2 separate regions of the Homo sapiens genome follow, and region 1 is linked to region 2. The links are chromatin loops, found by intact Hi-C in ENCODE. Cell type or tissue: ascending aorta. All regions are shown on one strand. Links, peaks and the distances in the headings refer to the core of each region. The heading gives the core; the rest is flanking DNA.

What was found. A loop is a pair of places that touch in the nucleus more often than their neighbours do. Peaks named below come from ENCODE experiments on the same cell type or tissue, not always from the same donor. Only the 100,000 strongest peaks of a DNase experiment are listed, where the experiment ranks them.
Region 1: it touches region 2 in a loop (7-fold over the local background); 11 of 110 quality-filtered maps call a loop at or near these places.

Annotation. Positions count from the first base shown.
Region 1 is chr16:11,288,558-11,303,856 of GRCh38, forward strand. All of the region lies in intron 1 of LOC105371082 (a long non-coding RNA gene), which reads left to right. LOC124903805 (small nucleolar RNA U13) reads left to right here and starts at 4,653; the gene lies at 4,653-4,756. RefSeq lists enhancers at 8,926-9,105, 9,237-9,920, 10,374-10,423. In ascending aorta, for the core only: a CTCF peak has its summit at 9,324; a DNase peak (open chromatin) is centred at 9,264; H3K4me3 peaks cover 847 bases; H3K27ac peaks cover 393 bases.
Region 2 is chr16:10,964,121-10,979,419 of GRCh38, forward strand. CLEC16A (C-type lectin domain containing 16A) reads left to right here. Exons shown (of 24, transcript NM_015226.3): 4 at 5,041-5,189; 5 at 7,005-7,110; 6 at 8,434-8,439; 7 at 8,818-8,941; 8 at 13,105-13,279; 9 at 15,209-15,262. Among named protein-coding and RNA genes, the nearest start is that of CLEC16A, 27 kb to the left of the region's middle. RefSeq lists an enhancer at 1,397-1,476 and silencers at 7,412-7,706, 8,030-8,207. In ascending aorta, for the core only: a CTCF peak has its summit at 7,537 (motif pointing right); DNase peaks (open chromatin) are centred at 6,111 and 7,651; H3K27ac peaks cover 3,679 bases.

The DNA of each region.
Region 1 (15,299 bases), core at 7,311-11,310, 330 kb after region 2:
CCTGCCTCAGCCTCCTGAGTAGCTTAGATTACAGGCAAGCACCACCATGCCTGGCTAATTTTTGTATTTTTAGTAGAGATGGGGTTTTACCATGTTGGCCAGGCTGGTCTTAAACTCCTGACTTTGTGATCTGCCTACCTCGGCCTCCAAAGTGTTGGGATTATAGGCATGAGCCGCTGTCCTTGGCTTCCATTGGGATTTGACTGATACTTTTCTCATGATTAGACTGGGGTTATGTGTTCTGGGAGGAAGAGCCAGGAGGTGAGTGCCCTTTTCCTCACGTCCTACAAAGGGGACGTGCTCTCAGGAGGACTAACTTGATGCCTGGCTGAGGCAGTGCCTGTCAGGTTTCTTTATAGCAGAGCTACTGTTTTCCCCTGCATTTGATACTGTGCTCTTTGGAAGGAGGTCACTCTGTGCAGCCCATGCCTAAGGAATGGGGAGTTAAGCTCCACCTCCTTCAGGGCAGGGCATCTTCATCACTTATTGGAATTTTCTACCCTGGAGATTTGTCTCTTCTCCATTTATTTATTCATTCATTTATATCAGTATGGATCCATGGATCCTGTATACTTTGGGTGTAATCCAATTCTACTGTATTTTGTTGCTCAAATTGTTCCAGCATTGGCTACTGGATGCCTTTCAGTTATCTCCCATGTCCCTGTGACACACTCCATCATTGTGAGATTTTGAGCACTTCCTTAACTTTCTGGCACCACAAGATGCTCCAGGCTCATCTTGTCTGTTTCCTGTCTTAGACCTAGAATCAGCTGTTTCTGCAAGGAGCCCTGGTTCCTTTCATTGGTGAATGGTATTAGAAACCAAGATCAGGGTGCAAGATGTGCTCAGGGCTGTAGGGTGCTGTTGCTTCTTGGCCGTCTTAGCGGACAGAGCAAGGAAATCTGTGTGTGTACTAACCTGTATGTACACAAATCTATATTTCTATAGGTAACCATCTATGGTACTGTTTTAGCTAAACCTGTTCATGCTAACATCTCCAACTCTAATCCATGGTCATCACATGGATCATTCTAAATACCTCTCCTTGCTCATCTGTAACAGTGGGAAGCCTGGCTCCTACCATCCTCCATCCATTTACTTAGTTGTTCCCTTTCACTCTGCACGTATGGTGGCTTTAGAATTGTTAACCTTTCTAAAGGCTGGGTATGGTGCCTCACACCTGTAGTCCCAGCACTTTGAGAGGCTCAAGCAGGAGGATCACTTGAGCCCAGGAGTTCGAGACCAGCCTGGGCAACATGGTGAAACCCTATCTCTACAAAAAATACAAAAATTAGGTGGGCGTGGTGGCGCAGGCTTGTAGTCCCAGCTACTCGGGACTGAGGCAAGAGGATTGCTTAATATGAGAAGTTGAGGCTGCAGTGAGCCATGATCATGCCACTGCACTCCAGCCTGGGTGACAGAGCTAGACCCTGTCCCCCCAACCAAAACAAAAAACAACAACAAAAAACCCCACCTCACCCCTGATACCTTTCCAGTCATTCATTTATTTATTGAATGCCCTCTATGCTGGGCACTGTTTTCAACACCATGAACAAAACAAAGATCCCCGCCCTCGTGGAGTTATGTTCTAGTGCAGGAGATGAGCAAAACAATAAGAATGATAGATGGATAAACGATACTTTATATTGAAAGGAACACAGAAAAAGTAGGGCACAGTGAGAACCCTTGGGCCTGATGGAGGTAACTGGGACAAGTGGCAATTCAGGGTGCTCAGGGCAGGCCTTGTTGAGAAGGTGACATTTAAGCAGATTTTGAAGGCAGTGAGGGAGTTAGTCATGAGGACATCAGGGAAGAGTGCTCCAGGCAAGGGGAACATGATGGGGTGGGGACAAGGGGGGAACAAGGGGAACCCTGGGGTGGGGATGCACAGCCCTTCTGCTGTGCCCAGGGAACAGCAAGGCCAGCATGGCTGGAGCAGAGAGAGGTGGGGGTTGGTAGGAGATGAAGTCACAGAGGTGGGAGGGGGGCACCACATTATAGGTGGCCTTGTCAGCCTCCCTGAGGATTCGACTTTTACACCAAATGAAATGGGGATCGTAAGAGTGACACTCTTTGTCTTAAGGACCCCTGTGCTCCTGTGCTGAGAAGAATGTAGGGGCAGATGTGGAGGCAGGGAGGCTGTTGCTGTCACACAGGCCCAAGGCTGTGGAGGCTCACACCAGGGTGGTAGAGGAGGATGGTGAGGAGTGGTCGGAATCTGGTTGTGTGTTAAAGATGGGGCCAGCAGGACTCACCAGCAGCCTGGATGAGGGGAGCGATAGGGACAGAAGAGTTAAGGCTGGTTTCGAGACTTTGGGCTCAAGCATCTCAAAGGATAGCATTGCCACCAACTCTAATGTATGGAGAAGGCTTGGGAGGAGGGTCCAGAATTCAGACATCTCAGTAGAGGTGTCCAGTAAGTAGGCAGCTGAGTATCTGAGTGTGACATTTAGCCTGGAAGTGATATATTTGGGCATTGTCAGTGTTTACAATCAGGAGACTGGCCAGGATCACTGATTTAGTTTTTGCTGCTGCTGTAACAAAGTACCATAAACTTTGTAACTTAAAACAGCACGAGTTCATTATGGTTTTTCGCCCCCAACTCTGTCACCCAGGCTGGAATGCAGTGGCATGATCACGGCTCATTGCACCCTTTACTTCCTAGGCTCAAGTGATCCTACCTCAGCCTGCTTGAGTAGCTGGAATGGAAGCCTGGCTCCGTGTCCAGCTACTTTTTTTCTTACTTTTTGTAGAGAGAGGTCTCCCTGTGTTGCCTAGGCTGGTCTCAAATTCCTAGCCTCAAGCGATCCTCCCGCCTCGGCCTCTCCAAGTGCTAGGATTACTGGTATGAGCTGCTATGCCTGTCCTATTATCTCACAGTTCTGCATGTCAGAATTTCAAAATGGTCTTAAGGCGCTAAAATCAAAGTACCAGCAGGATGACATTCCTTTCCAGAGCCTCTGGGGGAGAATCTGTTCTCCGCCTTTTGTTTTTCCTCATGTTTCTAGAGGCCTCCTCCTTGGCTCATGGCCCCTTCCCTTGTCTTCAAAGCCAGCAGTATAGCCTCTTCGAATCTCTCTCTGACTCTGGCTCTCCTGCCTCTGTCTTTCCCTTATGAGGTTTCTTGTGATTACACTGGACCTACCCGGGTAATTCAGGACAATCTCCCCATCTCAAGGTCCTTCATTTAATCATATCTGGATAGTCCCTTTTGCTACATAAGGCAGCTTATTGACAGGTTCCAGGGATTCACACATGAGCATCTTTGGGGCCATTATTTTGCCTACCTCAAGCACGAAGGGGATGATGGAGAGGAAGAGAGTGCCCAGGACCAAGCATTAAGAAGTCAGGAGCTGGCTGGGTGCAGTGGCTCATGCCTGTAATCCCAGCACTTTGGGAAGCTCATTTGGGCGGATCACTTGAGGTCAGGAGTTCAAGACCAGCCTGGCCAACATGGTGAAACCGCGTCTCTATTAAAAATACAGAAATTAGCCAGGCATGGTGGTGCATACCTGTAGTCCCAGCTACTCAGGAGGCTGAGGCATGAGACTCGCTTGAACCCAGGAGGCAGAAGTTGCAGTGAGCTGAAATCACGCACAGAACTCCAGCCTGGATGACAGAGTGAAACTCCATCTCAAAAAAAGAAAAAAAAAAATTCAAGAACTCAAGAGTTTGAGACCAGCCTGGCCAACATGGCAAGACCCCATCTCTACAGAAAATACAGAAATTAGCCAGGTGTGGTGGTGCACACTGTAGTCCCAGCTACTCAGGAGGCTGAGTCAGGGAATCACTTGAGCCCAGGAGATTGAGGCTGCAGTGAGCTGAGGTCGTGCCACTGCACTCCATCCTGGGTGACAGAGCAAGACCCTGTATCCAAAAAAAAAAAAAAAAAAAATCAGGAGCTGAGGAGGAGCAGCTAGGAAGGTAGGAGGAACCAAGAGACCTGGGTCCAGGAAGCCCGGTGGACAAAGGGCACTGGGGAGGGGGTAAGCAGCAGCTGTGTCAATCACATCAGAGGTCGACTCAGAGGTCACCCATGGACATGGCAATGTGGCAGTTACTGGCGACCTTCAGAAGAACAGTTTGTGTGTAGCAGTGGGGGCCAGGCAAACCTGGTGGGAGTGGGATTTATTTATTTGATTTTAATTATTATTATTATTTTTTTTTTTTTTGAGATGGAGTCTCGCTCTTCGCCCAGGCTGGAGTGCAGTGGTGCAATCTTGGCTGACTGCAACCTCCGCCTCCCGGGTTCAAGTGATTCACCTGCCTCAGCCTCCAGAGTAGCTGCAACTACAGGTGCCTGCCACCACGCCTGGCTAATTTTTATATTTTTAGTAGAGACAGGGTTTCACCATGTTGGCCAGGCTGGTCTCCAACTCCTGACCTCAGTGATCCACCTTCTTTGGCCTCCCAAAGTGCTGGGATTACAGGCGTGAGCCACCGTGCCAAGCCTGGGGGTGGGGTTTAGAAGGAACACTGGCCACTCTTTCAAGGACTTTCACTGCCAAAGAGAACAGAAAAACGGGAATGTGGCTGGCAGCGTAACTGGGCCGGGAGAATATTTGGTTTAGTTGGGGTTTGGTTTCCAGCGGGACAGCAGAGCAGGATTGTTTGCTGGTGGGAATGTGCAACAACAGAGAATGACAGATGAGGTGGTTTTGTGGCTCCCAAGCACGATGGTCTGGTGTTCACGAGGGTGTGTAAGATGCACCTCCCTCAAACCTTGTTACAAGGTTGGCATGTTACCCGTCTGATGTGAAAAAAAAAAGAAAAATAGACGAGACTGAGGAGGGAGTTGTTTGATGAATAAATGGATCACACCACACTTCTGCAACTTTTGTTCACTTAACCACATATCTCAGCAACATCTCCATGGGTAGTATTGCTCCGAGCAGTTCTGCTTGATTCTGCTTGCATAAATCTATCCTGTTGATCAGGGTCAGTAAATAGAAAGATAATGCAAGCCAGGCAGGTAAGGTGGCTCATGCCTGTAATCCCAGTGCTGTGAAAGGCCAGGGCAGGAGGATTGCTTGAGGCTAGGAATTTGAGACCAGCCTGGGCAAAATAGTGAGATCCCGTCTCTACCCTCCTCCCCCGACCAAAAAAAGCCAGGTGTGGTGTGATGCTCCTGCAGTCCCAGCTACTTGGGAGGCTGAGGTGAGAGGATCACTTCAGCCCAGGAGTTCAAGGATGCAATGAGTTATAATTGCACCACTGCACTCCAGCCTGGGCAACAGAGTGAGACTATATCTCAAGAAAGAAAGAGAAAGAGTAGAGAAAGAAAGAAATATAATGCAAGAAACAAATGTGAGCTCTATGTCATTTAAATGGTGTTTTAATGTTTTATTTAACTCAGTATATCCAAAATATCATCACTTCAAGTGGTCAATATAGAATGGTTGGGCTACTTTACATACTTCTCTTCATACCTAGTCTTCGAAATCCAGGGTGCATTTCATCCTTACAGTGCACCTCAGTTCAAACAAGCCACGTTTTAAGTCAGTGGCCACATGTGACTCGAGGCTCTATTGTGGTCAGCACAGCCCAAAAAAAACTCACATAGCTTTGGGAGGCCGAGGCAGGTGGATCACAAGGTCAGGCGTTCAAGACCAACCTGGCCAATATGGTGAAACCCTGTCTCTACTAAAAATACAAAAATGAGCTGGGCGTGGTGGTGGGCGCCTGCAGTTCCAGCAACTCAGGAGGCTGAGGCGGGAGAATCACTTGAACCCAGGAGGTGGAGGTTGCAGTGAGCTGAAATTGTGCCACTGCACTCCAGCCTGGGTGATAGAGCAAGACTCTGTCTCAAAAAAAAAAAGAAAAGAAAAAGAAAAGGATCTCACATAGATGAGCAGAGGCTACATACGAAACAGATGATCGCAGTGCTGCTGGTATAACCACAAAGCTAGAGCCAGCCTCACTGTACCCTGGCATGGGGCTGACAATGTATATATTGTGGCTTTTTGCTTTTAAAAGCATTAAAAGGAAACATTCATTTGGGTTTAATTCGTTTATTTAAATTTTTTTTTTTTTTTTTTTTGAGACAGGGTCTCGCTCTGCTGCCCAGGCTGGAGTGCAGTGGCGCCATCTCAGCTGCAACGTCTGCCTCCGAGTTCAAGCAGTCCTCCCGCTGGGACTACAGGTGTGCAACACCACACCCAGCTAATTTTGTTTATTTTTTGTAGAGATAGGGTTTCATCATGTTGCCCAGGCTGGTCTCGAACTGCTGGGCTCCAACGATCCACCCACCTCAGCCTCCCAAAGTGCTAGGATGACAAGTGTGAGTCACTGCACCCAGCCTGAATCATTTTTTAAAGAGCATGTGTCCATTAAAAATTATTTTAATGAAGCTTCTCAGGCATTCAAAGTATCTCATCTCCAATCCCTGGCTTAAATTAGAAAACAATCTCGGCAGATTGGAAGCCCTCATTTACCCCTTCCTTCTGTCATTCCCATCCCTCCTCTCCCTGGACACTGGTGTTTATCGATTCGAAGTCCATCTTTATATGTGTAAGTATGTGTCCCCAAATGATCAGAATACCGTTTTGAGGTGTTGAAAGCTTTGTGTCCCCGAACAGTGAGAACAGTTTTGGGGTGTTGAAATCTTGGTCTGGCTTCACACTCTATGTCTCACATAATAACTTGCTTTGTCGCTGAGGGGTACCTGAGTGAGATTCATCGTAGATGCCTGGATGAAGAGAGGGGCCTTGCGCTTCTATTTGCCTTGTTACATAGTGGTAAGTTACATATTATGTTACATAGTAATCCTTATGTGCCTACCTTGTAACTGTCTTAATTGCCTCTTGTTTTTTGTGGGGGTTTTTTTGAGACAGAGTCTCACTCTGTTGCCCAGGCTGGAGTGCAGTGGCACAATCTCGGCTCACTGAAACCTCCGCCTCCCAGGCTCAAGTGGTTCTCATGCCTCAGCCTCCTAAATTGCTGGGACTACAGACATGCACCACCACGCCCAGCTAATTTTTGTGTTTTTAGTAGAGATGGAGTTTGGCCATGTTGGCCAGGCTGGTCTCGAACTCCTGACCTCAAGTGATCCACCCACATCAGCTTCTCGAAGTGCTGGGATTAGAGATGTGAGCCACCATGCCTGGCCTTCATTCCCTCTTGATGGACACTTGGGCTGTTTCCAATTTTCTGCCATTATAAACAGTGCTGCTGTGGCTAGAATTTCTCTGGAATATATTCAGTGGACTAGCAGTTCTCAAATTTTAGCATGCACCAGAATCACCTAGAGGGCTGGTAAAGACACAAGGTTCAATCTAGAATCCCACGTTGCATTTACGCTACTACTTTTTCTGTTTTTTCCTCTTAAAAATTAAAAAACAAAAAATAGAAACGGGTTCTCACCATGTTTCCCAGGCTGGTCTCAAACTCCTGGGCTCAAGCAATCCTTCCACCTCAGCCTCCCAAAGTGCTGGGATTATAGGCGTGGACCACCATGACCAGCCCTATTCCTTTTTAAATTAATAGTAATAATAAGCAAACCTGGAAAAGACCCCACACGTCCAGAGGTGTTCAGGTGAGGAGTCGGGGGAAGGATCATGAGACAGGATCAGCGTCTTGACCCAGACTTGCTTGGGCCCTGCAAGGACCTGTGGGACCTCTGGGCCCCTCTCACCTCCAGACAGGGCGGCTCCTCCCCACACCCAGCTGGGTGGAGTGGGTGACCTATCTATACTGCTGGCCCTGTGGGCCCTGTAATTAGAGAGATCTACTGGAGTTCAGCATCTCTATGACCTAGGAGAGTCCCTACAAAGAGTCTCAGGCTTCCCCTCTGTGGAGGAGTCCAGGGTGGGGGTGAGAGGCTCTGAGGGGCTGCACTCAGAACCTGGGTCTTTCATTTATTTGGCAAATCTTAAATGTCCCAAGTATTCACCAAGCCTTGTGCTGGTGCTGGGGGGACAGCAGAGAGCCTGACACTCCCAGGGGGCTCCTCATCAAAGGGGAGGCCTACAGTAAACAAATAATTACACAAATAAATATAGAAAATGAACTGTCACTTGGGGAGGCGTGGGTCTTGGAGTGGGGTTTTGAGGTGTGAATAGGAGTTCACAAAGCCTCAGAGGAAGGGGAAGGACTACGTTATTCATAAAAATCTCACTGGAAATGAAAAACACTTTGAGGGTTCCGCTGTCTGTTGTCAGACTACCCAAATACCATTGCCAGGAAATTCCAGCAGGCCCACACAGCAGAGCGGTCCAGGGCCAAATAACTTCAAAAAGTAAAATTAGAAAAGCCTCTCTGAAAAGTAGCTGTACACCTAAAGTCTATGTTTAATGTGGCCCATAGATGTGTTTTGTAGGTTTGCTCTGATGTGGATTGGGGTCCCCCAAGCAGTTGTACCAGTCACACCTCTGAGCTCCTAAAGCAGCTCTGGCAGCCAGGCAGGAAAACCATGGGCAGTTTCTTATAAAGTTAAACATTCACCTACGCTGAGACCCAGCAGTCCCACTCTCAGGTATTTACCCAAGAGCAAAGAAAGCATGTGCCCATCAAGATCTGTGCACAGATATTCATAGGAGCTCTGCTCCTAATAATCCCAAACTGGGAAACGTCCCAAATATCCATCAACAGTGAGAATGGATAAACAAATTGAGGTACCTCCATACAATGGGACACTGCTCCCCAATAAAACATTGCAAACCATTGCACACACCACGTCATGCACCGCTCTCGCACGTGTTGTGTTGTGTGAAACAAACCAGACAAGAAGGGACGCATCCCAAGTGACTGATTGGTTTATGTACAGTTTAAGAACAGGCAAATCTCACTGCTATTTATAGATGGCACAGCAGTGGTTACCTCTGCTAGTGGGGCCGGGGGTCGCTTGTGTACTGGGAAGGGGCTCCAGGGAACCTTCTGGAGGCTGAGGGTGCCCTTGATCCTGATTTGAGTGGTGACTATATAGGTATAAAAAATGATCAAGCTGGACACTTAAAGTCAACATAGTTTATGCACTTTCACGTGTAAACATTATTCCTTAAGAAAATAAAAACAGCACCAGTGGCTCCCCCCTTCCCTGCAGACTCCCCCGACACCACCACCTCCTTCTTCGCCTTGCATCGGTACGATAAGGCACTTGCTTGACGGGAAAGAGAAACTCAGCTGCCAGCTGGGGTTCATTTGCACTTTCCCCCGCCTGGTCTGCGGTCTGGCTGTGCAGCTAGCCGCTCTGACGGGGAGGAGGGGCCCAAAGCCACTGCCTGCCGCCTGGGCAGGGGAGAGGGGCACGTGAGGCTCATGGCAGAGGCACAGCCAGCTTCTTGCATGTGCCCTCCCCGGGGAATGTCTGCAGAGCCCAAGACTGCCACGCCGTGGGCACAGCCCTGGCAACAAACAGCCACTTACCCAGTCACCATGCTCTACTTCTCAGCTGCAGCCCCACGGCCTGGACTCGCTTGCCCAGGCCCCCCAGCCACAAATCCTGGGCCCCTCCCTGAAACCTCCAGACACAAACTCACTTCAGGCTGGGGCCTTGGTTTCCCCATCTGGAAAAGGGGTGAAAAGCCCCATCTTTCCAGTGTAGCAGTCGAGGCATTTGCAGCAGGTGTTTGTGCTCAGTGTATCGATGTAGGAGGCTCTCAAAAAGGATGTAGAAAACATGAATAGTTATGAGTCCTGTTTTAATAAAATTAGAATAAAAAATAAAAGCCAGGCAAGGTGTTGTGCGCCTATAATCCCAGCTACTCATGAGGCTGAGGCGGGAGGATCACTTGAGCCCAGTTCAAGCCCAGCCTGGGCAGCATGATGAAACCCAATCTCTACACAAAATACAAAACATAGCTGAGCGTACTCCCTAGCTACTAGGGAAGCTGAGGTGGGAAGATTGCTTGAGCCCATGAGTTTGAGGCTGCAGTAAGCTTTGATCACACAAGTGCACTCTAGCCTGGGTTACAAAAAATAAAATAGGCCAGGCACAGCGGCTCACAGCTATAATCCCAGCTCTTTGTGAGGCTGAGGTGGGAGGATCACTTAAGCTCAGGAGTTTGAGACCAGTCTGGGCAACACAGCAAGACCCCATCTCTACAAAAAAATTTTTAAAAAATTAGCTAGGCATGGTGGCGTGTGCCTGTAGTCCCAGATACTCAGGAGCTTGAGGTGGAAGGATCACTGGAGCCCAGGAGTTCAAGGCTGCAGTGAGCTATGATTGCACCATTGCACTCCAGCCTGGGTGACAGAAAGACCCTGTCTTTAAAAAACAAACAAACAAACAAAAAGAGTGAAAGATAAACAAATAATTAAATTTAAAAATAAATAGAACTAGAAGAGGAAGCCCAAACTATTTCTGAATGTGTTCATCTGAGAAGAGGGCAAAATGTAAAATACACACCAATTGTTTCACCATTATTTTCCCCCGAAGTTCGGATTAAAGAAAGGGAGGGGATTAGCGCTTCAACACACCTCCCTTTGTCCTGGGTGTCGTGCTTCAGCATGTGTGGATGGTAGCTTTGTGGTTAAAAAAAAAAAAGAAGAAGAAATGAGAGCAAAAAGTACTTTGAGAACTCTTTGTAGCTGTCACGTCCCCAGACCCTGTGGTGAGAACCTCCAGGGACACCTGTGAACATGCATGTTCCCAGGCCCAGCCTCAGGGGTCTGCACGTTTAAGAAATGGATGCACTTGTCTAATGATGAGGGCAATGGTGCCGGACACTGCCCACGTGTCTGCTCTCTAGGACAAGCCCTTGAGACAAGTATCATTATCCCGTTTAAAGACGAGAAAACTGGCAGGGTGTGGTGGCTCACTCCTGTAATCCCAGCACTTTGGGAGGCCGAGGTGGGTGGATCACCTGAGGTCAGGAGTTCAAGACCAGACTGGCCAACATGGTGAAACCTTGTCTCTACTAAAAATACAAAGATTAGCCAGGCGTGGTGGCGCACACCTGTAATTCCAGCTACTCAGGAGGCTGAGGCGGGAGAATCGCTTGAACCCAGGAGGCAGAAGTTGCAGTGAGCTGAGATCATGCCACTGCACTCCAGCCTGGGCCACAGCATGACTCCGTCTCAAAAAATAATAATAATAACACAAAATAATAAAGATGAGGAGACTGAGGCCAGCATGGCTTTGATTCTGGCGTGAGAGTCCACAGTCTGGAAGTATCTGATTTGGCACTCCTATCCCTGAAGGCCCCACTTTACAGGTGGACCAACTGAAGCTGAGGGAGATGACCAGACTTATCCAAGGTCAGGGCCAATGAGGGGCACTCAGGTCTGAGGTTCCCTTCATTTCCCCCAGGGGAACCTGGTGAAAGTAAGCCATGGATTCACCCCCAGACTCTTCTCTTGTGCCCTGAAACCTGATTTCTCTAAGACCCACAGCCTAGGAAGGCTGGGCCAGGGTGAGCCTGGATAGCTGCTTCCCCCGCCATTCCCCCACCCACCCCAGGCCAGCAGGCAGTCATTTCTTGTTTTCTGCCACCGCTGGGTGTTCTGCTCTGACGAGGAGGCCCCAGGTAAACAGTAAGGCTGCCTGAACATGCACTGCTGGCTCGACCTTCCCCAGGCCCCCCAGCCACAAATCCTGGGCCCCTCCCTGAAACCTCCAAACACAAGACCCAGTTTTGCATCAAATGAGTCTGCAGAGGGAGGGAAAGGAAGCTGCCTGTGGAGTCAGGTGGAACCTGGTCAGGTGTGTTTGTGTCTCTGAGCCTCAGTTTCCTCATTTGGACACAGAGCTGGTAAGATCAGCCTTGTAGATTCTATGTAAGGATTAGAAACATCACCAGGGTAGGGCCTGGCACATGTGCTGAGAGGCCGGAGGGTGGTGGTTCTAGCAGGGGGTCTGGAGCCCAGTGCTTGGTTTAAGTCCCAGCATAGGACTTAACTTCCCTCTGTCCACCCAGGTCACACTCAGAGGATATCTGCTGAGCACCTATGGTATACCAGGCACTGTGCAGGGGTGCTCTTGGCCTCAGTTTCCCCATCTGTCCAATGACAACTCTCACGGCCATTGCCTAATAGGGCTGTTGGGAGGATTAAATACCTTAGCAGTGCCTGTCACAGCAAGCAACTGAGTTTGCTGCTTCAGGGGCAGTGCCCCTCACGGGATGATGGTGACTCGATGACAAGTAGGGCAGAGAGTGCAGGCTGGGCCAGGACTGCTTTCCAAATTGGGCCTCTCTGTTCCCTTGCTGGCCTGGATTTTGAAACGCCTTGCTCAGGCTGGCCAAGCGTTCTTGGTCCTCAGCATCTGTCTCTCTCCTGGTGGCCTGTCCAGAGATGCATGGTGGTTTCCATGGACACCTTCTTCCATAAAAAAGAGAAAATGAAATTGTACTTACGACCACATTGGTATAACGACAAACGTAATGCAGGATGGATTTGTTATTACATTGTCATCATGATCCCATGTGTTCTCCTCCTTTCTTTTAAAAGAACTTTAAATGAAAACATTTCCGTGGGCACCTGAAGTGTCATAGCCCCAGGAGCTGTGCCTGCTGAGCCCACAAGGGGTCCACCCTGGGTGGGCTTTTTCAGATTGTAAATCCCCCCCATTACCTCTTCTTAGAAGGTCACCCTTGCCCGGGCGCAGTGGCTTATGCCTTTAATCCCAGCACTTTGAGAGGCTGAGATGGAAGGATCACTTGAGCCCAGGAGTTCAAGACCAGCCTAGGCAACATAGTGAGACCCCATCTCTAATTTTAAAAACAAACAAAAAAACAAGCTAAGGTCATGTGCAGGTGTGTTTAAAAAATAACAAAAAATTGGCCAGGCACGGTGGCTTACGCCTGTAATCCCAGCACTTTGGGAGGCCAAGGCAGGCGGATCACGAGGTCAAGAGTTCGAGACCAGCCTGGTCAATATGGTGAAACCCTGTCTCTACTAAAAAAATACAAAAAATTAGCCAGGCATGGTAGGGTGCGCCTGTAGTCCCAGCTACTCGGGAGGCTGAGGAAGGAGAATTGCTTGAACCCAGGAGGCAGAAGTTGCAGTGAGCCAAGATCAGGCCACTGCACTCCAGCCTGGGTGACAGAGTGAGATTCCATCTCAAAATAAATAAATAAATAAATAAATAACAAAAAATAAGCAAAAAAAAAAAAAAAAAAACAAAGCCACCCTTGTTGTGTTAGAAACTTGGAACTTCCCAAGGAACAACATTCCCCATCTAGACCTCACTGTTCTGAAACCTACTCCTCCTGCCCTTTTCCTTTCCTACTTTCCCATTTAAAGTAGGGTGCAGAGGACCCTGCTTGCCAAAGCCATTTGACTGACTGTGAGACTGTAGCCATGACCATGGAAATCACAGCTGCTAGCAGTGGTGGAGTATTTCACATATTTCACGTAAACCACTGCTCTCCCCAGTAGACAGAAGCCCAGGGAAGCCACAGAACGTGCCCAGAGTTATGCAGTAAGTGATAGAATCAAGATCAGCCAGAGATCCCCTGAAGTGTCTGATCTTCTTCCCCACAATGTCATATAAAATATCAGCAAGACCCTCAGTGGTGGATGTGAACTTATTAATTATATACATTATATTCATTTCCCAACGTTGTGGTAACAAATTCCCACAGACTGGGTGGCTTAAAACAATAGAAATGTATTCTCTCATGGTTCTGGAGGCCAGAAGTTCAAAGTCAAGGTGTTGGCAGGCAGGGCTGGTTCCTCCCAGAGGCTCTAGGGGAGAATCTGTTCCATGCCTCTCCCTAGCTTCTGGGAGCTGCTGGCGACCCCCAATGCTCCTGGGTGTGGAGATGCATTAGTCACTCCAGTCTATGCCTCCCTCTTCACAAGGCCTCCTTTCCATTGTCTTCTACCCTTCTAAGTACACTTGTTGTTGGATTCAGGGCCCACCCTAATCCAGAATGATCTCATCTCTAGATCCTTCACTTAATCATGTTTGCAAAGATCCTATTTCCAAACAAAGTCACCTTCATAAGGCTTTGAAAGGGGTTAAGATGTGAACTTATCTTTTTGGGGCCAGTACACATGGGACACAGATGAGTGCCAAAAGGAATCCCAGGAAGCTGTCAAAAGCAACAATAAGGATGTGAATAAAAGTAATATCTTAGGCTGGGTATGGTGGCTCACACCTGTAATCCCAGTGCTTTAGGAGGCCAAGGCAGGAGGATCACTTGGGCCCAGGAATTTGAGACCAGCCTGGGCAACATAGTGAGACCCCACCTGTACAAAAAAGTTTAAAAATTAGCCAGAGGTGGTGGCACAAGCCTGTAATCCCAGCTACTTGGGAGGCTGAGGCAGGAGGATCATTTGAGGCCAGAAGTTCGAGACCTGCCTGGGCAACATAGCAAGACCCCATCTCTACAAAAAATAAAACAAAAATTAAATAGTAATATATTGGCATATGGCCCAGCACCTGGCATATGACAAGTACATATGTATGTATATATGTATGTGTATATTATATATATATATACACACACACATACATACTTTTCTTATATCTATAAAGTTTTCAATCTCAGAGAAAATGTTTGGATGCGCTGGTTTTGCCCAGTTTCAATGTTTTCCCAAACACTAGCAGGTCTCCTCCATCTCTCTTGACTTTGTTGAAACACCTTTAGTCTCGTTTTCTGTTTGGCAGATGGCCAGTGTTCCTGCAGCTGCTTCAGGTCTGTACAAGCCCCACTTGTGGACACTTTATCTGCAAAGGGGGCCCCTGATTTTTCCAGCCTGGGGCCTTTCCTCCTGCCTCTCTTGGCCCAAGATGCCTCCACCCTCCGCCTTTCACCTGTTGAGACGCATTTTGTAAAATAAGTTTGCCCTCTGTCTGCCCTTGTTACAGTAGGCAGTCAGACATAAGCAGGGCAGGAGAGGGTGCCCCCCAACCAGGACTGTCAGGCCACCATCAGGTGATGGTCAGGTGATTTAACTGTCTCTCCAAAATAATAATTGGTTGTAGCCAGCACTGAGGAAAGGCAGGCTCCCAATAGATTAAAAAACACCAGAAATATGATCAGCAGCTTTGCGATAAGATCTCAGAGTTGGCTCAAGCATGCATACTAAGAGGCAGAATGGCAGAGTCTGGTCTGTGACCTGCTTCTAGGAACGCTGGACTGGTAAGGGAAAAACGCCTCAAGTGAGCATGCGCACAACTTCAGTAAACACACTGCGCATGCTCCCCTCCCAAGGACAGGCAGGCCACGGCTAAGGGGACGGCCCACCCCAAGGGAAGGATCGGGAGAAGTAGTGCAACCCTGGAAGCGTGCCAGCATATAAGACCTCAAGTCAAATGGCAAAGTGGGCAGTTGACTCGTTCAAGTCGCCCGCCTGGCACTCTTCCAAGTGAACTTGACTTCCTTTCATTCCTGCCCTAAAACTTTTTAACA
Region 2 (15,299 bases), core at 5,326-9,325:
GTAGAGATGGTGGCATTCCTCTGGCCAAGAGGGAGAGGTGAAAGGGCTGCTGAGTGATGGCTCTCGCAGCCGCCGCTAGGTGGTGCTGCTGCCTCAGAGACGCCTTATGCTTCCCGGTGACCGCAAGTTGACAAATGTGGGCCGACTCCTGTCTCCCTAAATGGTTTCCCTTGTTACCAGCGCCTGTTTCACTGGATGTGAAATGACTGCGGTTTCTAAAAGCTCTGAGGGGAAGATCCAGCTCAGTGGCACAGGCCCTTGACTCAGACTGAACCAGGTCCCAGGCCCAGTTCTGCCCCACACTGGCTCCCTGCACGTGCCTGGACAGTGAAGGCTCCGAGCTGCTGTTTGTGCATCTGTCAAGAGGAGAGCACAGTGGCTGCAGCATAGAGTGGCTGGGCGTGAGCGTGAGAGCAGGTGTTCAGAGCGAGGCACAGGGTCTGGCAGATAGGACATGGCCATGGTGTCGGTTTTATCCTTTAAGGCAACATCACCCTCAGTGTCCCTGCCCTGGGAAGCCTCTCAAAGTCCAGCTAGGCACGGGGTGACTGGATTGAGATGGGGGTGGGGCGATCAAAACTTACGGCTTTTAGAGTGTTTCTCTGAATTATGTGGCTTTTAAAAATTGTATATATTTAATGTGTACAACTTGATTTAATATATACATATACACAAAAAAATGTGTACATTGTGAAATAATCACGGCAATCAAGTGAATTAACATATCCATCACCTCACTTTTGTGCGTGTGTGTGGGTGGGGGTTGTGTGTGCACCTTGGGTGATGAAAATATGCAGTAGATCTGTTAGCAGATTTCAAGTCTGTAACACAGTAGGATGACCTGTAGTCACTGTGCTGTACATGAGAGCTCCGGAACTTACTCATCGTGCGTCGTACCCTTTGATCAGCGTCTCCCCATTTCCCTCCTCCCCAGTCCCTGGTAACCACCCTTTGACTCTCTGCTTCTATGAATTTGACTGTCTTAGATTCTCCCTGTAATTGAGATCATGCAGTATGCGTGGCTTTTCTTGTCCTGGCACCGAAAAGGGTGCCCTGCTGTGGGAAACCCAGGCAGATGCCCCTGGCTTTATAGCCCCTTCACCACAGTGCTTTTATAAGCCCTGCAAAAAGGGTAGAAATCATTGCACGTTTACAGAACTTGGATTTGTAAGGGGTGAGGAGGATAGAAGACCTTTGCTTTTATTTTTGTTTTCTAATCACAGAAGAAAAAATGTCCTCATTGTTAAATAACGAAAAGCCAAATGTTAGAAAAATGTAAAGTCAAGTTTCTGCAGAATTCAACCCTAACGATCCATTGTGCACCAGCCATTCTGCTGTTTGCTTTTCTTTTTCCCACCTTCCCAGTGTATCCTAGATCTCATTGTCCCGTTCTGTAACCCTGCCTGGTTTGGTTTAGGAGTGGCAGCTTGTTGTGCTATAATCTATTTAACCTGACCACGGGCATTTAGGTGGTTTCCAGCTTTTCACTATTACAAGCTACCATTTCACAAATGCACCTGTTGCCTGTTGGGGTTAGTGACCTAAGTGACAGAGTCCCGAGAGACTGAGATTACGTACAGGCTCCCGGGTTTATTAGAAAAGGATACCACAGAAAGTCAGCCACACAGTGAGGGGGTAGTAGAAAAATCCCAGCCTGATAATAGAGGCACCTCCAACTGTCCTATGGTGGCCCCCCACCACCCACAGAGTCATCTCTTGGAGGCCCTGGAAAAGTCCCTGCTGGGGAGTGGAGGGAGCCTGTCGCTGTTCCAGCTCCAGGGTACAGCTGAGAGACTCACAGTTGCACATCTGAAGCTCCCAGTATGGTGTCTGTGCTGCTGGTGGTCTGGAAGCCACTAGCCAGTCACAGCAGGGCTCAGTAAGACACCCCAACAGCTCCTTATCCTGCCAGCCCATTACCCCTCCCTACTTCTCCCCCAGCAAGAGCCAGAATGACACAGAAAGAAAAAGAAGTGCTCTGGGTATCAGAATCACCTGGGTGACACGATACCCATGTTAGACTCCAGGTGGATAAATAAACTGTGGACTATTCAGAGAATGTACTACTATATAGCAAAAAAGAAAAGAAAAAGGAAAAGGAAAGAAGGAATGAACTACTACCATTGCATACACAGCAACCTGGAAAGCCCTCAGATGTGGTAATAAGCGAAAGAGGCCAGACATAGGAAGTGTGCGTACTGTCTGCTTCCATTAGATAAGGTTCATGGACAGGCAAAACGAGTCTGATGTGCTAGAAGCAGAATAAGGGTTGCATTGGGGTAGCGGGTACTGACTGGGCAGGGGCATGAGGAAGTCTTCTGGAGAGCTGGGAATGTCAGATTTGGGATCTGGATGGTGCTTACACCGTGTGTATATGTAAAAATTCATCATGCTGGGCACTTAGGGTTATGTATCTATGTGTTTTATACGTAGATATACCCGAGGCTGGGTACTTTATAAGGGAAAGAGGTTTCATTGACTTACAGCTCAGCACTGCTGGGGAGGCCTCAGGAAACTTACAATCATGGCAGAAGGTGAAGCAAACACATCCTTCTTCACATGGCAACAGCAAGGAGAAGAATGAGTGCTCAGCAAAGGGGGAAGCCCCTTACAAAACCATCACATCTCGTGAGAACTCACTATCACGAGAACAGGATGGGGGAAACCACCCCCATGATTCAATTATCTCCACCTGATCCCTCCCACAACACGTGGGGATTATGGGAACTACAATTCAAGATGAGACTTAGTTGGGGACATAGCCAAACCATATCATACATATATGTGTGTGTATATTTCCACATATGTCAAGCTGTCCACTTAGGATTTGTGATATACATAACCCCATCTTTAAAAACATTAAGATTCCTAAGATTCTGCCTTAGACCCATTGACTCCTTGCTTGGAGGGATCCCCAAGCACTGCCTCAGTAGTGTTATGAGCAGGCGATTTTGAAAACTGCTCTTCTAAGACTACAAACCGCACAGCCTGTCTGCCATGCCTGCTCAGAGTGCACAGTGGCTTTTCTGAATGCAGTGGCTTTCCCGGAGAACTGACTTCCAAGGAGGACCACGCCACAGGCCCACACTGTGGCTTCCATCACGATCCCGGGCTCCCAGATTCCTCTTTGTGGTGTTTTTGATGATTCCCAACAGACTGTTGAGTTTGACTTTGATCGACCTCAGTTAGGTACCTCGACGGCTCCAAATAACTTAATGGTTTATTTCCTCTTCACCCAAGAGCAACTGTTTTCAGTCCTGGAATATGGTAGAGATTTTCTTTGTTTGTTTTGTTTTTAGAGACAGGTCTCACCCTGTCGCCTAGGCTAGTCTCCAGTGATACGATCATGGCTCACTGCAGCCTTGAACTCCTGGCCTCAAGCTGGGACCACAGGTGCACACCATCACACCTGGCTAAAGCTGAGATTTTGAATCTCCGAATAATAGTAATAATAATAAGAAGAATGGCAGTTAACATTATCGAGTGCTTGCATTGCGGCCCATGCTGTCCATTCACACAGCCAGTGAATCAGTGACTACTACTACTGTCCTGAGTGCTTTCTGTGCATTTTCTCCATTAACTCTTACCACTACTTCATGAGGAAGTTTTGGCTTCATGAAACTGGGGCGTGGGGAGGGTCAGCAGTTTGCCCAAGGTCACAGCACAGCTAGGAAGTGGCAGGGGCGAGATGTGGACACAAGCAGGCCAGTCCAAGTCCACGATTAAACCCAGAGCTTCCCAAACACTAGCACGCATGGGGAGCCCTGCACACTTCTCACATGCAGAGTGCTGGGCCCACCCCTGGAGATTCTGACTCCGTGGCGCAGGGCCGGGGCCCAAGATCCTACAGGTCTGACAAGCTCCGGGGTTGCTGTGCTCCCCATCTGAGGACAAGACTCTGAGTAGCGAGGCTCCAAACCATGCCCCCAGCAGGTGTGAATCGTGTTCTGCCTTTAGCTGTCCTGGGGGCCGGGCAGGTGAGCTGGTGCAGCACTCACACAACATTCCAAAGGACAGGCGATGGGACAGCAGTGCCTGCCTTGCAGGGTGGCTGGTAAGAACACAGAGGGAAATATGCCTGGCAAGGGCCCAACACTGAGATATCAAACTGCAGGCCATAGGCTGCAGCTGGCTAGTAGACATGTTTTTGCCGGCCAGCACAGCTTTAAAAGCTAGTTGATTTCAGTGGCAAACATGTCAGGATCAGGAGATGCAGTGTTGGAATCTGGTTTTGCCTCTCTTCACTGTTGAAAGCCCTCACCATACTGGCCTGCATTTCTGCAGGGCCAGGCGCTGGGAGCTGGGGAATGGGGTTGCTCTTCAGTTGACCCCAGTGCCCTTGGGCCCTCATCACCCAGTTTTCATTGTTGGGCCCCCATAATGCATGACAAACTCTGACATCAGACCTAAGTTTGAATCCCTTCTCTGTGACTGTCTCTGTGCACGGGTAAGTTAACATCTCCGAGATGTTTTTGCTCATCTGCAAAATGGGAAGAATGAGCAGGATCATGTGATGGTTAATGGTCATGTAAAGCACTCAGCCTAGTGGCCGGCATGTAGTAGGGATTCAGCAGGAAGGGACCTTTATGCAATCATGTTGCTATATAAGGAGGAAAAAAACCCTACTGTGGCCTTCAGAGTTGATGATGTGATTTGTGATGGCAGAAGGGGGCAGCTTTTTACCCTCATTCATGGGTGGTTTGTGAAAATGCCCACACACCAGCTAATCTCCCCCTACTCCCAGCTCTTTGTTGCACTTTGCCATCAATGAAAAGAAAATGTTGGAGTGTCTTTTTTTTATTTGGTGTGGGAGGGCGGGGAAGGGCTGTTCTCTGGTGATGCCTTTGAACTTCCTGGTGACTGTACATTGAAGATGATCTCTTTGCTGGTTAAAAGTTAAGCTCTTCCCAGTTAGTGTGTTTAATCCCAGCAACCCAGAGGCTTACCTGATTCAAGTACATTAACGTGGTCATCTGCTTGTTACCTGGCTTATCTTTCCTCCAGCATGAGTTAACCTGTTTTGTTTTTTTCTCCCTCTAGATTATTTGCTCTCAAATAACTACGTAAATTCTATCATCGTTCATAAATTTGACTTTTCTGATGAGGAGATTATGGCCTATTATATATCGTTCCTGAAAACACTTTCGTTAAAACTCAACAACCACACTGTCCATTTCTTTTATAATGAGGTAAGTAATTGCCAGAGGGGCACGTGTGGGTGTAAAGCCACACGTGGCTTTTTTTTTTTTTTTTTACGGCAGCGCCTTATATCTGGATGGTCTTGTGTCTGTTTACAAAGCTCTTATATGCTTGTTATGATTTTCATGGCAACACTTTTGACTTTGGCATGTTTAAAAAATTTTTTTAATTAAATAAGTTACCTTTCTATTAAAAAAATGTAATTCTTTGTAGAGACAGGGTCTTACTATGTTTCCCAGGTTGGCCTTGAACTTCCGGGGCACAAGCGATCCTCCTACCTTGGCCTCCCAAAGTGTTAGGATTACAGGCATGAGCCACAGCACCTGGCCAGCCTTTCCATTGTTAATGTAAAATTCAGTTTGTTCTGAGAGCTTTATACTTGGTAGAGAGGAGACATGCCCAGATGTTGTCTTGGGGAAGTGTTGCCCTGTGGGAAAAACAGGAACTCCAGTCAGGGCTGGTTTTGTCACTTCCCTGCTGTGTCACCTTAAGGAAGTCCCAGTCCCTTTCTGAACCTCAGTTTCCTCATCTGAGAAATGGGGATAAGAATATACATCTTGTAGGGTTATTAGGGGTTAAATTAAATGAGATGATGTCTTCAAAGTGCCAGTATGTACATAGCTCCCTAAAAGCATAGACGTTGCTATTGTTGATAAGATAATGTCCCTGACATTCTTTGGGAGAATTATTAAAATGAACAACTTAAATAAATAAATTGCTCCTGTCCTCACACCTAAAAGGGGTTTGAACAATAGGGTCAATGTATCACCCACACCAAAAGGTCCAGGCACTGGTCGTGCTGGGGCTGGTTCATCCTGTGGTTCAACAGTATCAGCGAGGACCCAGGCTTTCCCATCTTGCTGCTCTGCTGACTATACAGCTGGCATCCATCCTCAGGTTCAACCCCTCATGGTCACAGGTTGGCTGCCACTGCCAAAATGCCTGATGAGATCACTTCCCTTCTTGTGTCCCTTTTTAACTTCCAAAGAAAACTTTCTCAGAAGGTTCTCACCAGCCTTCCCCTCATGTTTCCCTGCATCCCACTGAGTACTTCTTAGGTGTCAGGTGCTGGGATAAGCACAAGACCAGAAATGATCTCATTTAATCTGGAAACCATAAAGTAGATGTTATTATCCCCATGTTATAGATGTAGAAACAGAGGTTTAGAAATACTGCATTGCACAGGTTAGAAGTGGTAGAATGGGTAATGAACCCAGGTCTGACATTATCTGGACTCATTTTCTTTTTAATTATAATTTTCAAAGTAGAGATGAGGTCTCGTCACATTGCCCAGGCTGGTCTCAAAACTCCTGACCTCAAGCAATCCCCCCTCCTTGGCCTCCCAAAGTGCTGGGATTCTGGGCATGAGCCACCACTCCCAGCCAATCAATCAGTGATTACTACTACTACCACTACTACTGCTCTTTTTTCTTTTTTCTTGTTTTGAGACAGGGTCTTGCTCTGTTGCCCAGCCTGGCGTGCAGTGGCACGATCACATCTCACTGCAGCCTCCAACTCCTGGGCTCAAGCCAACCTCCCACCTCAGCCTCTCCCAAGTAGCTGGTACTATGGGTGTGCACCACCACACGGACTTGGACTCTTCTGTTTCTTCCATGGCTTTGCCTTCCTGTCCCTTTCTACATGCCCCATTGGGAATGAACCACTGACTTACGGTTCACATTGGCAACATTTTTTTTTTTTTTTTTGTCTTTTTCTGAAGTCTCTGATGGAATTCAGAGAGTTGGGGTGGGGCCAGGCCTGGCTTATGGGCTTATAATTTGTTTTCGTTATTTCTTTTGTTTTAGCACACCAATGACTTTGCCCTGTACACAGAAGCCATCAAGTTTTTCAACCACCCTGAAAGCATGGTTAGAATTGCTGTAAGAACCATAACTTTGAATGTCTATAAAGGTAAGTGTCCTCATGGGCTTGTGTCTCGGCTGATTTCTGACTTGGCAGCAAGCACTCACTCCCGTGTGTGTGCGTACAGTTCTCCGATTGTCACGAGGGAGCACATTGATGATGAGCCGTGGCAGCTTCTCTCATGAAAAACTTGGAATCCCCTAGCATTTAGCTGGCCGCTCATGGAAATCCTTGCCTTCTCCAGGCATGTCGAAGTCTTGCTCATGCTGCTACATAGAAGTAGGATGTCCTGAGAGGCACGTGTGGGATTCAGAGTGGCTATGTTTTAGAATTTGAGAAAGCAAAGTTGTCTTTTTAATGTGTCATTTAAATTTTTGTGTCTTGGCTTGTGAAATATACTTTAATACAGCTAAGGGGTAATTTGACTTTTAAGTAATATATAAAAGCATGTCACATTGTGAACAGCAGGGGGCAATGTTGTATTCCCAACAGGCTGCAAAGCCCAGCACTAACAATTCCTCCTTTCCCTCAAGATGTTCTTAATGCCCAAAACATTGCCCCAGGGAAAAAGCCATTCCCCCACTCTCCGCTGCACTGACACAAAGGCTGCCTGGCCACAAGTTTCCTGAACTGGAATTGCCCTTCCAAGGCGATGCTTGGAAGTTCTCTGCCTAATTCCTGGGTTATTTTCCCCGGAGTCACCACAGTGGAGATGGGACTATTTTCTCAGGGATGAAAGGGCTTTGACTTTCATGAGCCAAAATGTTATTACTCCCTAATGAGGGTGGGGGCTTCTCAGGGACTCACTCCAGCCTAGCACTGGGCTTACATTAAATTTAAGAACCTTTCTAAGAGCCCAACTGGACCCACCCAGGGGTCGCAAACTGAGGACCTGTGGGCCATATCCAGCCATCAGACATGTTTTAACTGGCTTAGTTTTTGAAAAAATGTGTAGTTGCCAGTATTTAAAAATTGGGAGATCTTCCATGATAATCTGGATTTGCACCTTGAAGATGTAGATTTGGCTAGTCAAGGCCCACAGTCCTGCAGTTGGGGGGGTCAGCTGGCACAGAAGCAGCTGCCCCTTTGGGGTCAAGGCCCGTGCTCCCAGGTCACACGCTGGACCTCTGGCAACTAGCCAACGTGGCAGGCTTGTAAGATTGTGACCCTGGTCCAAGCCACAGTTGGTTCTGCTGCCTCCTGCTCTGTTTTCTCCTGTCTCCTTCTAACCTTATCTCTCTGTGCAGATGCCTCCCACCCTAGTCTCTCTCCCTCTGAGCAGCTCTCTCACCTTCCCAGGTCCTAACCCTGTTAACTGTTGTCTGTTTTTTGCTTTTCCTTCAATGACGATTCCTGTGTTCCTTATTCCAGTGTCATGTAAGTTATTAACCTCTGGTTTTCTGCTTTCTTAATCTACCCTTATATGTAAATACCTTGCTTGAGAATGGTGTAATTCTCAGTGTAGTCTAGCTCAGTCTGCTACTGATAAGTAGGCTCTCCCATGCACCATTAATGTTTAGCCCAACTAATTTATTTTTAAGTATAAAATATCATAAGAACTGCCTTGATGACTATAGTTTTATGAATAAGATAAACATTTTTAAGTATTTCCAGGAAAGACAGACAATTTCAGATTATAGCAGAGGGCTTTTTCATTGTGGTTTTTGGGTTTTGCTTTGTTTTTGTTTTTTTTTTAATCTTCCCCAAGTTATTTTTGGTAGCTTGACTTTTTTTTTCTTCTGTGAATTTTCTCAGTGGATAACCAGGCCATGCTGCACTACATCCGAGATAAAACTGCTGTTCCTTACTTCTCCAATTTGGTCTGGTTCATTGGGAGCCATGTGATCGAACTCGATGACTGCGTGCAGACTGATGAGGAGTAAGTGACACCCCCAGGGCCACTCAGTAGATAGACAGGGTGGTTAGGGGAGAATTCTGTTTTCATCAAGGAAAAATAAACACAAGAACCGCACTTCCCTACCTCTGTGTAGGCAGAGCATGGACTTCCGTACTGTAAAAGGTCCTGCTCACCTATTTGTAATAATGAAATGCTGGAAACAACTCAGACGCCTCCCAGAGCAGGCGGGGTAAATCAATTCAGTACAGCCATAGATGGGGCTGCTACGCAGCTGGTGAGAAGGTCAAGGGGCTCTGTCAGCTGATGAATGCATTAACAAAATGTAGTCTGTCTGTACGATGGAATAGTGTTTGGCGATAAAAAGGAATGAAGTGCTGACACTTGGTGTGGCGTAGATGAACCTCAAAAGCATTATGCCTAGTGAAATGCCCAGAATAGGTGAATCTATAGGGGCAGAAAGTAGATTCGTGGTTTCCTAGGGCTAGGATGTTGTGTGGGGACATAGGAAGCAACTGCTAATGAGTATAGGGCTTTTTTTTCTTTTTTGAGACAGAGTATTGCTCTGTCACCCAGGCTGGAGAGCAGTGGGGTGATCATGGCTCACTGCAGCCTTGACCTCCTAGGTTTAAGCATTCCTCCTGCCTCAGCCTCCCAGGTAGCTAAGACCACCAGGCCTGTGCCACCATGCCCAGCTAATTTTTTTGATTTTTAGTAGAGATGGGGTTTCGTCATGTTGCCCAGGCCAATCTTGCATTCCTGGGCTCAAGCAATCCTCCTGTCTCGGCCTCCCAAAGTGCTAGGATTACAGGTATGAGCCATACATCCGGCCAAGTAAGGGGCTGCTTGCTTTTTTTTTTTTTTTTTTTTTTTTTTTTTTGAGACAGAGTCTTGCTCTGTCTCCCAGGCTGGAGTGCAGTGGTGCAATCTTGGCTCACTGCACCTCTGCCTCCTGGATTCAAGTGATTCTTCTGCCTCAGCCTCTGGAGTAGCTGGGATTACAGGCATGCACCACCACGCCTGGCTAATTTTTGTATTTTTAGTAGAGACAGGGTTTCACCGTGTTGGCTAGGCTAGTCTTGAACTCCTGACCTCATGATCCACCCACCTGGGCCTCCCAGAAGTGCTAGGATTACAGGTGTGAGCCACTGTACCCAGCCATAAGGTGCTTTTTTTTGCAGGGGGGATAACAGTGTTCTAAAATTGACTGTGATCATGGTCAGGCAACTATGTGACTCTACCAAAAACCATTACATTGTGTACTTTAAATAATTGAATGTTATGGAATGTGAATTATACTTCAATAAATCTCTTTTAAAAAACAGATTAGGATGGTGGTTTTGTCCTCAAAGGGATGATTAGAAGTTCCAGAGCAGGATTTCTTTCCCTTGGCTCTATTGACCTCTTGAACTGGGCACCATTGTTGGGGGGGCTGTCCTGTGCGTTGTAGGATTTTTAGCAACATCGCCAGCCTCTCTACCTGCTAGATGCCAGTAGCACCCCTCCCCAGTCGTACCAACCAAAAATGTCCCCAGACATTGCCAAATGTCCCCTTTAAGGCAAATTCACCCTCACTTGAGAACCACTGCTCCAGGGTGACAGCTTTGCCCAGGCCTAGTGAGAGGTGCACCTAGATGGGGTCAGGATGCTAAAGGGACCAGGGCAGACCCATTGGAGCAATTGGGAAAGCTAGAAGCCTTATGGATTTAAACAGTCATGGATGCGAGACATAATGAGACACTTAACTATAGAAAGAACAAAGTTATACAAGCAAGGAAATGAAATCATAGTCCTCTATTTGGCTCCACAGGGAATGTTATGACATCAACCCCAATTACTGATAACTACTTGTGGGGAAGGGGCAGAGAGAATGGAAGAGTTCTGTCATAACAGGAGGTCAATAGATAATACCTAAAATGGCTCAATTGCAAAATAGGAGTCCATGCAGATTTTCTAGAAATATGGGAGGAACTATCTGCAGAAACAAGTAACTGCCTCTGGACAGTGAGGAGAAGTAGAGGAGGGCTGGGTGCGGTGGCTCACACCTGTAATCCCAGCACTTTGGGAGGCTGAGGCGGGCAGATCACTTGAGGCCAGGAGTTGAAGACCAGCCTGGCCCCATCTCTACTAAAAATACAAAAATTAGCCAGACATGGTAGTGCACCCCTGTAATCCCAGCTACCAGGGAGGTCAAGGCAAGAGAATTGCTTGAACCTAGGAGGTGGAGGTTGCAGTGAGCTGAGATCGCACCACTGCACTCCAGCCTGGGTGACAGAGCAAGACACTGTCTCAAAGAAAAGAAAAAAACAGTGGAGGAGGCGAGTCTGGGCCAGGAGCTGCTCTTTTTCATTATCAGCTTATCAATGCTATTTGAGTTTTAAACCTAGCTGCATATATTACTTTGATATTTTTTAAACCAAAGTATTAAAAAGTGAGGCACTTTAAATATACCATTAGAGAAAATGTTCCAAAGTATCTTATTAAGTGGGAGAAAAGTGCAAAACATTGTGCATAAATGTTCTAGGTCTCAGGCGCACGGTGGGTTCATAGACATTCATTATACTGTTAGGCTTTACAACATGTATTTGCTGTAAATATTTACCAAATATCTTTTTTCTTTTCTTTTTTGAGATGGAGTCTTGCTCTGTCACCCAGGCTGGAGTGCAATAGTGCAATCTTGGCTCACTGCAACCCAATCTCCCAGATTCAAGTGATTCTTGTGCCTCGGCCTCCTGAATAGCTGGGACTACAGGTGCATGCCACCACCCCTGGCTAATTTTTTTTTTAATATTTTTAGTAGAGACGGGTTTCACCATGTTGGCCAGGCTGGTCTCGAACTCCTGACCTAAAGCAATCTGCCTGCCTTGGCCTCCCAAAGTGCTGGGATTACAGACATGAGCCACTGCACCCAGCTGAAATATCTTGTTGAAGTATAAGAAATAATTGGCTGGGCATAGTGGTTCATGCCTGTAATCCTACCACTTTGGGAGGCCGAGGCAGAAGGATCACTTGAGTCCAGGAGTTTGAGACCAGCGTGGGCAACATGGTGAGACCCCTCCACCCTCTATGAAAAATTTTTAAAAATAGTTGGGCATTGTAGCAGGTGCCTGTAATCTGAGATGCTTTGGAGGCTGAGGTGGGAGGATCCCTTGAACCTGGGAGGTTGAGGCTGTAATGAGCTGTGCTCATGCCACAGCACTCCAGCCTAGGTAACAAAACAAGACCCTATCTCAAAAAATAATAATAAATAAATAAAAGGAATAATTATCCAGAATTATGTAAAAGAAGCAGAATTGATCTTGTTTTTACTTTTTTTTTTTCAAGTATATACAGTTAGACGGATAGAAATGTGACATCTATATTTTAGATGTGACTACTACTAGGAGAGGTAAAAATGTAGAAAAAACAGACATTAGGGTTATAAGTCCCAAAATGTTAATAGTGGATATTTGTTAGTGGTGGGTTTGAGACTTTGAATTCTATTTGCTTTTATATTTTAATTTGCTGTTGTCAAAAATGATCATCTATCAGTTGGGTAATAACAACAATACAAACAAAATGCCTAGCTAGCATTTGCTGCATACTCCTTGGGGGTGGTGAAAGCATCCTCACCAGCTGTTTCTGGAGTGTGAGACTGACTCCACCCAAGAGACATTACCCCCTGGCCCCCCATCCCCAGCATGCTGTTGCTAACTGCTGGGAGACGGAGACCTCCAGGGCAGGGGCCTGGGGGAGGGGTGTCATGTCTTTGCTCTATGTCTGCATGTCGTCAGGGCCACTGGGGTGGCCACGGCTCTGGAGGCCTGCTTTTCTCTTTAGAACTCCTCTGGAGCATTTTAATTACAGTGGATTTATTGCTCCATTAGTGCTGCTTATCTGGGGAGCCAGGGGATCTTGCCACAGTGGCTAGTAGCTGTGCTTATGCAGTGGCTTGCTGGAAGAGTTTAGCAGCATTTTGCTTTGTTTACCTCATTCTGGGAGACCCCAGCAGTCCCCTGAAATTGATTTTAGTAAACCTGCCCATTTTCCCTTGTATATCTCCCCAGTAGGGGCCAGGATAAGTGTCTCTTGAGACTAACTCAAATATGTGGATGAACTCACAGTGACCTAAGTCTCAGGCCATTGATGTTAGGCTCAAAGGCTCCTAGTGTTGGCCTCCAGGCTGAGGTGGTCATTTCTCCTGGCAGGCATCGGAATCGGGGTAAACTGAGTGATCTGGTGGCAGAGCACCTAGACCACCTGCACTATCTCAATGACATCCTGATCATCAACTGTGAGTTCCTCAACGATGTGCTCACTGACCACCTGCTCAACAGGCTCTTCCTGCCCCTCTACGTGTACTCACTGGAGAACCAGGACAAGGTGGGTCCAGCCCCGTGGCTCCCGCTGGCTGAAGGCCATCAGAAGTGGGGAAGAACAGTCCCCAGTCCCCTGGAATGGGGCTGAGCATTGCAAATCAGGACTGAGGTTTTTTTTTTGTTTGTTTGTTTTTAAAAGACGGAGTTTTGCTCTTTTACCCAGGCTGGAGTGCAGTGGTGCGATCTTGGCTCACTGCAACCTCCGCCTCCTGAATTCAAGTAATTCTCCTGCCTCAGCCTCCCGAGTAGCTGGGATTACAGGTGCATACCACCACGCCTGACTAATTTTTGTACTTTTTGGAAGAGACGGCGGCATTTCACCATGTTGGTCAGGCTGGTCTCAAACTCTTGACCTCAGGTGATACACCTGCCTGGGCCTTCCAAAGTGCTGGGATTATGGCCAGAACTGAGGTTTTGAGCCCAAGGGAGATTCCTTTCAAAGCACACTGGCTTTCCTTTCCTTTCCTTTCCTCTTATTTCCTGAGACAGAGACAGAGTGTGTGTGTGTGAGAAGACTATAAAAGTGAATGAGAAAAGATTACCGACATCAGGAGGAAACAGGAAACATCTACAAATGTAGGGTTTTGGTTTCTGTGCATCCTTCCCTGAAGTGTTCTCCTCCCCAGTAACTTTTCCTGGTAGTTGCCAGAACCCACTGATTTGGAGAAGATACAGACAGCGACAGAACTTGCGCAGCATGGAGGGAAGGGATGGAGCACACTCAGGGAACGGTCCCAGGGTGGTGACTGTCCACTGTTAGCAGGCCCCAGAGGCCTGTGGGGATGACGGCTGGTAACATGCAGGGCCTCAGGACCAGGAATCTGCATGTCTCACCTATCCCTCAGGTGATTCTGATTCTGTGCTGCTGGTTCTCAGGGCCCCCCTGTGAGGAATGCTGCTTCTGGAGGGGAGGCCTCTGTGCAGTTCCTCCGGAGGTAAAAGGGCCTCAGCAGGAGGCAGGACAGAGCCAGCTGGTCACCATGCAGAGGTGCTCCAAGGGGATGGAGTTTTCAAGATTCTCACTACAGATGAGTAAATAAAAGAAAGTGTATTTTTAGTAGAAACGGGGTTTCACCATGTTGGCCGGGCTGGTCTCAAACTCCTGATCTCAGGTGATACGCCTGCCTCGGCCTCCCAAAGTGCTGGGATTACAGGCATGAGCCACCGTGCCCAGCCAGGACTGAGGCTTTGAGCCGGAGGGAGACTCCTTTCAAAGCACGCTGCTTTTCCTTTCCTTTCCTCTTATTTCCTGAGAGACAGAGACAGAGTGTGTGTGTGAGAAGACTATAAAGGTGAATAAGCGCCTTAGCTTTACCAGAGGCAGCTCTGGGAGGCAGAGACAAAGTATGAGAATTGGAGTTTTCAGACCTGCATTCAAATTCTGCCTCTTCCCTTTCCTAACTCTGTGACCTAAAGCAGTTAACCTGAGCCCGTTTCTTCGGCTGCAAAATGAGGGCCTAACTATTCTTCTCTAACAGGGTGGGTGTGAAATGGAGCATCTTGAAATTCATTATAAACGAGGGGCTTTTCCAAGGCCAGAGTGCCCTAAACCTCCTCCCCCATGCTTTGAAAATAACTTCCCAAGAACAGGCCTCCTGGAGGCCTCTCCTGCCGGGGCGTCCAGTGCCCCAGCTGGTACAAATGAACGTGCTTGGTAACTTAAGGAGCAAGTTCTCGTGGGTCAGCCTCTCATCCGTGAGTAATGGTGAAAGGTTTCTCAGATGGAAAAATAGTGTCCTTGCAAACAGTATTGAGTGGGATTTTGCGGAGTGGACTTTTGAGTAGCACCAAGAAAGGACAGCCCTAGGGCCGTGGAGGAAGTCAGTGGGACAGGACGCCTTTGTTCACACAGAAGGCTTTTGGCTTTGTGTATTTTGTGCTGCTCGCTTGTGTGACCTGATCTCTCTCTCTCTCTCCTGCCACCCTGCACTAGGGAGGAGAACGGCCGAAAATTAGCCTGCCGGTGTCTCTTTATCTTCTGTCACAGGTATGCTTGATCATTCACCAATGTCCCCACTACATTT